2 separate regions of the Homo sapiens genome follow, and region 1 is linked to region 2. Evidence: read pairs that join two places in POLR2A ChIA-PET (ENCODE). Cell type or tissue: IMR-90. All regions are shown on one strand.

Region 1 (4,000 bases), 92 kb after region 2:
GGGTGGAGGTTGCAGTGAGCCAAGATCATTCCACTGCACTCCAACCTGGGCAACAGAGTGAGATTCTATCTCAAAAAAAAAAAAAAAAAAAAAAACGCTGTTAACCAGTCTACAGATTTTATTGAAAATTCACCAGTTATCCACAGTTCTACATCACTTAAAAAAAATAATATGTTATCCTTGTGCGGGGCCCATTGCCAGTCTTCTCTGTATCATTCCAGTTTTTTAGTATATGTGCTGCTGGAGTAAGTACCACCTTGCTTGCTTTTTTTTTTTTAAGATGGAGTCTTGCTCTGTCACCTAGGCAGGCTAGAGTGCAGTGGTGTGATCTGTGCTCACTGTAACCCCCGCCTCCTGAGTTCGAGCTATTCTCCTGTATCAGCCTCCTGAGTAGCTGTGACTGCAGGCGCACGCCACCATGCCCAGCTAATTTTTGTATTTTTAGTAGAGACAGCGTTTCACCATGTTGGCCAGGCTGGTCTCGAACTCCTGACCTCAGGTCATCTACTCACCTCTGACTCCCAAGTTCTGGGATTGTAGGCATGAGCCACTGTGCCTGGCCACAACTTTTTTGTTGTGTTTGCAACGTGGTGAGACCCTGTCTCTACAAAAAATTTAAAAATTAGTCGGGTGTGGTTTTTTGTCATCCCAAAATGAAAACTGTACTCATTAAAGAATAACTCTCGGCTGGGCTTGGTGGCTCATGCCTGTAATCCCAGCACTTTGGGAGACCAAGGCGGGTGGATCACGAGGTTAGGAGATCGAGACCATCCTGGCTAACATGGTGAAACCCCGTCTCTACTAAAAATACAAAAAATTAGCCAGGCGTAGTGGCGGGCGCCTGTAGTCCCAGCTACTTGGGAGGCTGAGGCAGGAGAATGGCATGAACCCAGGAGGCGGAGCTTGCAGTGAGCTGAGCTCTCACCACTGCACTCCAGCCTGGGCGACAGAGCAAGACTCTGTCTCAAAAAAAAAAAAAAAAGAATAACTCTCCTTGGGAGGCTGAGGCAGGAGAATCGCTTGAACCCGGGAGGGAGAGGTTGCGGTGAGCCGAGATCTCACCACTGCACTCCAGTCTGGGCAGCAAGAGCAAAACTCTGTCTCAAAAAAAAGAGTAACTCCCTTAACTCCCTCTTGTCCTCCTCTTGTCCTCTTTCCTAGCCCCTAGAGACTTCACCTCTGTTCTACTTTTTGTCCCTATGAATTTGGCTATTCTCATGTAAGTGGAGTCACACAATACTTATCCTTTGTCTGGCTTATTTCACTCAGCATAGTATTGTCAAAATCCATCCATGTTGTAGCATGTATCAAAATTTAATTCCTGGCCAGGTGCCATGGCTCACACCTGTAATCCCAGCACTTTGGGAGGCCAAGGCCGGCAGATTGCTTGAGCCTGGGAGTTTGAGACCAGGGTAGCATGGTGAAACCCAGTCCCTATTAAAAAAAATACAAAAGTTAGCTGGGCTTGGTGGTCCATGCCTATAGTCCCAGATATTTGGGAGTCTGAGGCAGGAGGATCACTTGAACCTGGGAGGTAGAGGCTGCAGTGAGCTGAAATTGCACCATTACACTCCAGCCTGGGTGACAAACAGTGAGATTCTGCCTCAATAAATAATAATAATAATAATTCTTTTTGATGGCTGGATGTTATTCAATTGTATGTGTATATCACATTTAGTTTATCCATTCAGCTGTTAAGGGACACTTGGCTTCTTTCCACATTTTGGCTTTCGTGAATAATCCTGCTATGAACATGGGTATTCAAATATCTCCTCCATATCCTGCTTTCAGTTCTTTCAGGTGTATACCGAGGAGTGGAATTGCTGGGTCTTATGGTAGTTCTGTGTTTAATGTTTTGAGAACTGCCAAACTGTTTTTCACAGTAGCTGCATTTTACATTCCCAGCAGCAATGCACAAGAGTTCTGATTTCTCCGTATCCTCACCAATGCTTATTTTGATTATAGCTGTCTGAGTTTGTGTGAAGTAATGTCTCATGTTGGTTTTCATTTACATTCCCTTAAATGACTAATGATGTTGAGCATGTACTTATTGGCCATTTGTATATCTTCTTTGGAAAAATGTCTGTTCCAGTCCTTGAATATTGCTTGTGTGTTTTTTTTGTTCGTTTGTTTCTGAGACAGAGTCTTGCTCTTTCGCCCAGGCTGAGGTGCAGTGGCGTGATCTCAGCTCACTACAGCCTCCACCTCCCGGGTTCAAGCAGTTCTCCTGCCTCAGCCTCCCAAGTAGCTGGAACTACACCACGCCTGGCTAATTTTTGTATTTTTAGTAGAGATAGGGTTTCACCACATTGGCCAGGCTGGTCTCGAACTCCTGGCCTCAGGCGATCCACCTGCCTCAGCATCCCAAAATGCTGGGATTACAGGCATGAGCCACCACACCCAGCCTGCTTGTTTTTTTGTTTTTTGTCTGTTTGTTTTCCTTTTTGAGACGGAGTGCCGAGGCTGGAGTGAAGTAGTGTGATCTCAGTTCACTGCAACCTCCGCTTCCTGGGTTCAAGTGATTCTCCTGCCTCAGCCTCCCGAGTAGCTGGGATTATAGATGCCCGCCACCATGCCCAGCTAATTTTTGTATTTTTAGTAGAGATGGGGTTTCACCATGTTGGCCAGGCTGGTCTCGAACTCCTGACCTCAGGTGATCCACCTGCTTGGCCTCCTAAAGTGCCTGGATTACAGGCGTGAGCCACGGCATCCGGTCCCAGCCTGCATGTTTTTGAATTGGATTGTTACTTTTTGTTGAGTTTAGTAGTTCTTCGTATTAATAGTAGTTCTTTATATTAATCCTTTATGAGATGTACAATCTGCAAATGTTTTCTCCTGTTCTGTAGGTTGTTTTTTTGCTTTCTTGACAATAACCTTTGATGCACAGTTCTTAATTTTGATGAAGTTCAGTGTATCTATTTTTTCACTTGTTGCCTATGCTTTTGGTGTTACATCCTTGAAATCATTACTAAATCCAATGTCATCATGATTGTCTCTAATGTTTTCTTGTAAGAGCTTTATAGTTTTTAACTTTTTAAATTTTTTTATTTTTAAATTTTTCAGCCTGAATTTGTTTGTTCAGTTTTTACTCTTTTTTTTTTTTTTTTTTTTTTTTGAGATGGAGTCTTGCTTTGTCGCCCAGGCTGGAGTGCAGACGGGGTTTCACCGTGTTAGCCAGGATGGTCTCAATCTCCTGACCTCATGATCCACCTGCCTCGGCCTCTCCAAAGTGCTGGGATTACAGGTGTGAGCCACCGCACCCAGCCCAGTTTTTACTCTTAAGTTTAGGTTTTTGATCCATTTTGAATTAATATTTTCATATAGTGTAAGGAATTGGTCCAGCTTCTTTCTTTTGAATATAGATATTGAGATTTTCCACCACCATTTGTTGAAAAGACTATCTTGAAGATTGTTTGATCTTATATGTATGGGCTTATTTCCTGGTTCCGTTTCTGTTTCATCAGTGTACATGTCTGTCCTTGACCCAGTATCATATTGTTTTAATTACTATAGCTTTTCGGTAAGTTTTGAAGTCAGTACAAGTGCCTTACCCATTTTTCAGTTGGGTTATTTGTTTTCTTGCTGTTGAGTTTCTTGTGTTCCTTACATATTTTGGATATTAACTCTTTATCAGATGGATGATTTACAGATGTTTTCTCCCATTCTGAGGGTTGTCTCTTTGGAATTTTTTCCTTTGTTATGCAGAAGCTTTTTAGTTTGATGCCATCTCATTTGTCTGTTGTTAACCTTTGTTTTCGGGGTCATATCCAAAAAATTGTTACCTAGACCAGTGTCATGAAGCTTTTCCTCTAGTAGGTTTACAGTTTCAGGTCTTAATACTTAAGTCTTTATTCCATTTTGAGTTGATTTTTGTATATGGTGTTTGATAAGGATATCTAGTATCCTTCTTCTCCCCGTGGATAACCAGATTTCCCGGCCTTATTTATTGAAGACTGTCCTTCCCCCTTGTTTTGTTATTAGCACCTTTGTCAGAAGTCAA
Region 2 (4,000 bases):
ACTGCCACCTCTGCGTCCGGAGCCTGTGGGGCTCAGCTCTGCTGCTCTGGCCCAAGTCTGGCCTGGAGTCCCTGGTGCCCTTTGCAAGCACGGAGGCGGCTGGACATCCTTCGCATCACCAGCCTCTGGGCCTGCAAGCGCTTCCGGAGCTTTTCATTTTCCTTCAGAGTGAGGAAGAGTTTTTTCTTCAGGGAATCTAAGTCCAAAAGGGCATAGCTGTGATCAGATGGCTGCTTGTTGGGGGTCCTTCTCAGGCCTGCAGGGCCAGTCGGCCGGCCAACAGCCTCTGTTGCTTGCGGCCTCCGTGGCGAGACCTGAGGACAGGGGAGTGAGAGCCTAGAGCTGCATCACCAGCAGGAAGGCGGGCCATGGTGAGCAGGCCACCAGACACGCACACAGCACAACCCCAGGGCAGCTAGACACTCCGGGCTGCTCCCCCAAAATCCAGATGTGCCCACACCATGGTGGAGAATTTGACTGGGGAGCTCTGAAACCCAGGCTGCACACCCTGCCTCGGCCACACAGGTCTCATGGTGGGTGCTCACTGGTTTCCATTTTGTTTGGAGCAAGTCATCTTGTGTCCAACCACAGACCACCTTTGCACTCAGTCTTACCTGTTTTACGTGGCCTTCGGCATTTGGGGGCAACTGAAGCTCTTCAAGTGCAGTGTCCATGTTTCTCCCAGGACTGTCCTCTCCGGCCCCCGCCTCAGGGAGGACCTGGGAACGGCAGGGTGAAGTCTGCACTACAGCCCTGCACATGCAGGGCCCTCCTGCAGCTGCTACTTGTCCCTCTAGGGGAGTGGCAACAGCCAGGGACCAGCTCCAGGGTCTGTGCCCCTCCACAGCCAGCTTCTCCCTAGCACACACCCTGGAACTGAACTTTTTTTTTTTTTTGAGACAGTCTCGCTCTGTCACTTAGGCTGGAGTGCAGTGGTGCAATCTCGGCTCACTGCAACCTCCACCCCCAGGGTTCAGGTGATTCTCGTGCCTCAGCCTCCTGAGTAGCTAGAATTACAAGCATGTGCCACCACGCCTGGCTAAATTTTTTTTTTTTTTTTTTTGAGACGGAATCTAACTCTGTCACCCAGGCTGGAGTGCAGTGGCATGATCTCGGCTCACTGCAACCTCTGCCTCCCGGGTTCAACCAATTCTGCCTCAGCCTCCTGAGTAGCTGGGACTACAGGCACATGCCACTACACCTGGCTAATTTTTTTTTTTCTTGAGATGGAGTTTCACTCTTTCACCCAGGCTGGAGTGAAGTGGTGCGATCTCAGCTCACTGCAACCTCCGCCCCCTGGGTTCAAGTGATTCTCCTCCAGAGTAGCTGGGATTATAGGCATCCACCACCATGCCCAGCTAAATTTTTGTATTTTTAGTAGAGACGGGGTTTCGCCAGGCTGGTCTCGAACTCCTGACCTCAGGCAATCCACCTGCCGCAGCCTGCCAAAGTGCTAGGATTACAGGTGTGAGCCACCAGGCCCAGCCGAATTTTTGTATTTTTAGTAGAGATGGAGTTTCACCATGTTGGCCAGGCTGGTTTCGAACTCCTAACCTCAGGTGATCCGCCTGCCTCGGCCTCCCAAAGTGCTGGGAATACAGACGCAAGCCACTGCGCCCAGCCCGGCTAATTTTTATATTTTTAGTAGAGATGGGGTTTTTACTATGTTGGCCAGGCTGGTCTCAAACTCCTAGCCTCAAGACATCCACCCGCCTCAGCCTCCCAAACTGCTGGGATTATAAGCGTGAGCCACCTCGCCCGGCCCTGGAACTGAACTTTAAGAAATCAGGCACGGCCAGGTGCGGTGGCTCCCGCCTATAATTCCAGCACTTTGTGGGGCCAAGGCAGGAGAATCCCCTGAATCCAAGAGTTTGAGACCAGACTGGGCAAGATAGCAAGACCCCCATTTCTAAAAAAAAAAAAAAAAAAAATTTTTAATTAGCTGGGCATGGTAGCACATGCTTGTGGTCCCAGCCACTTGGGAGGCTCAGGTGGGAGGATGGCTTGATCCTGGGAGGTTGAGGCTGCTGCGAGCCATGACTGCACCACTGTACAGAGCCTGAGCAACAGAGTGAGACCCTGTCTCAAAAACAAAGAAAAAGGTTGGGTGCAGTGACTCACATCTATACTCCCAGCACTTTGGGAGACTGAGGTGGGAGGATGGCTTGAGCCCGGTAGTTTGAGACCAGCCTGAGTAAAATAGCAAGATGCTATCTCTACAAAAAAAAAAAAGTGGGGGCCCAGGCGCGGTGGCTCACACCTATAATCCCAGCACTTTGTGAGGCAGAGGTGGGTGGATCACCTGAGGTCAGGAGTTCGAGACCAGCCTGGCCAACGTGGTAAAACCCCGTCTCTATTTCAAAACACAAAAATTAGCCGGGCGTGGTAGCGGGCATCTGTAATCCCAGCTACTCGGGAGGCTGAGGCAAGAGAATCACTTGAACCTGGAAGAGGTTGCAGTGCGCCGAGATCATGCCACTGCACTCCAGACTGGGTGACAGAGCGAGACTCAGTCTCAAAAAAAAGAAAAGAAAAAGGGAATCAGGCACGATCCCTACTAGCAACTGAGATTCTTTGATATTGAAAAGAAGGAAGCTGAGAGGCTTGGGCCTTCCCTCCAGAAAAACCGGGAATCCAAACTGGCATATGAGGAAAGGCGACAGCCCTGCGGGCCGGCCTTGCTGGGAAAATCCCACCTCCCTGTCTCAACCCACAGCATAATTTAAACATTCAAGTACCTGGCCCGGTGCACTCACCTTTTCTTTCTGAGAAGAGCTGGCATTTCCTCTCTCACTGGCAGGGTCTGTGTTCTCCCTCACCTGCTACAAGAGACACACACAGAGTGGATGCAGACCCCAAGAACCCTCAGAGCTCGGGGCAGGCCTCGGGCATCATGCTTGTCCCCGCTGCTCGGCCCACTGCATGCCCCAGTCAACGAACAGCTGCTAAATGAAACTGACCTGAAGCTCAGCCCAACTCACACTGCCCGCTTGGTGCGCTTCTCTTTCTCCAAAGATGTCCTCAAATCATGGTCAGAGTGCCCTGAATAGGTCCCTGTAGAGCTAGGGACCCATCTACTTCCTATGTGTCACCCCAGGGCCTGGCACCTGGCCCCATGACCGCCAGCAAGCAGCAGAAGCGCAGCTCACCACTCGAGGTGCCACTGACCCAGAACCTGCAGCCCCTGGGCCACACTGGGGTGGGGCCCACAAAGCAGAGCTGGCAGAGGCCGTACCCAGCTTCTCCCCACCAACCAGGCACTGGAAGCACCGAGGGCTACAGTGACAAACGTCCCCACTCCCAGTGGCTCAAGTGTCATCTTTCCAGGACAAACGTTATCACAAATACGTGAAGGTGATTAAAGTGTTCATCTATGGACACATACCCCGAGCACCTGGGCTGTGCCAGGCAGCGTCCTGGGTGTGGGGCCTGAAGCAGGGAAGGCAGCCCCTGCCCTCATGGAGATTCTGTTCCAGGGGAGAAGACAAAACCAATGAGGGAAACAGGAAGGACAGCAGGGGCCACAGGGGCCAGGAAGACTGAGGGGCAGGAAGGGGTCGGAGGCAAGAGGGGGTTTGAGGGTCCAGAAGGGCTTCCTGAAGGAAGGGACTGCCAACCTGAAGAGGTTCAGGCAGACTGCATGAGGCTATCTGGGAAGGGTGCTGGGGAGGACAGATGGGGCAGGGGCTCCCAGGCGGCCGCTCTGGGCGTGTTTGCTACGTGGCCGCTTTGTTCTTCCCATCGGCTCCACTCTCCACTCACGGATCCCTTTCCTCTCCCCATAAATCCACCAATGCAGGGAGCTGCTGGCCTGTGGCTTGTCCCGCCACTGCCCTGCCTGCCCACTCCACGTGGGTGCCCCTGTGGCCTATCATGCGATCTCAAGGCTTCAGCATCCAACTCTTTGTGAGCCCTCTCCTGAGCCAGGCCCACACATCCCACCTCCACCAAGGCAAGCTTGGCTCACTGCAACCTCTGCCTCCCGGTTCAAGAGATTCTC

The links. Peaks named below come from ENCODE experiments on the same cell type or tissue, not always from the same donor. Only the 100,000 strongest peaks of a DNase experiment are listed, where the experiment ranks them.
Region 1: POLR2A ChIA-PET joins it to region 2 with 5 read pairs; 7 of 35 experiments call an interaction of 5 or more read pairs at or near these places.

Annotation. Positions count from the first base shown.
Region 1 is chr1:6,537,107-6,541,106 of GRCh38, reverse strand. All of the region lies in intron 6 of NOL9 (nucleolar protein 9), which reads left to right. It also overlaps the pseudogene RNU6-731P. Among named protein-coding and RNA genes, the nearest start is that of NOL9, 15 kb to the left of the region's middle. In IMR-90, no CTCF peak of the experiment used is centred here; a DNase peak (open chromatin) is centred at 1,986.
Region 2 is chr1:6,629,110-6,633,109 of GRCh38, reverse strand. It overlaps THAP3 (THAP domain containing 3), which reads right to left. Exons shown (of 6, transcript NM_001195753.2): 4 at 2,757-2,822; 5 at 615-719; 6 at 1-314. The coding sequence ends at 33. Among named protein-coding and RNA genes, the nearest start is that of THAP3, 6.2 kb to the right of the region's middle. In IMR-90, no CTCF peak of the experiment used is centred here; no DNase peak of the experiment used is centred here.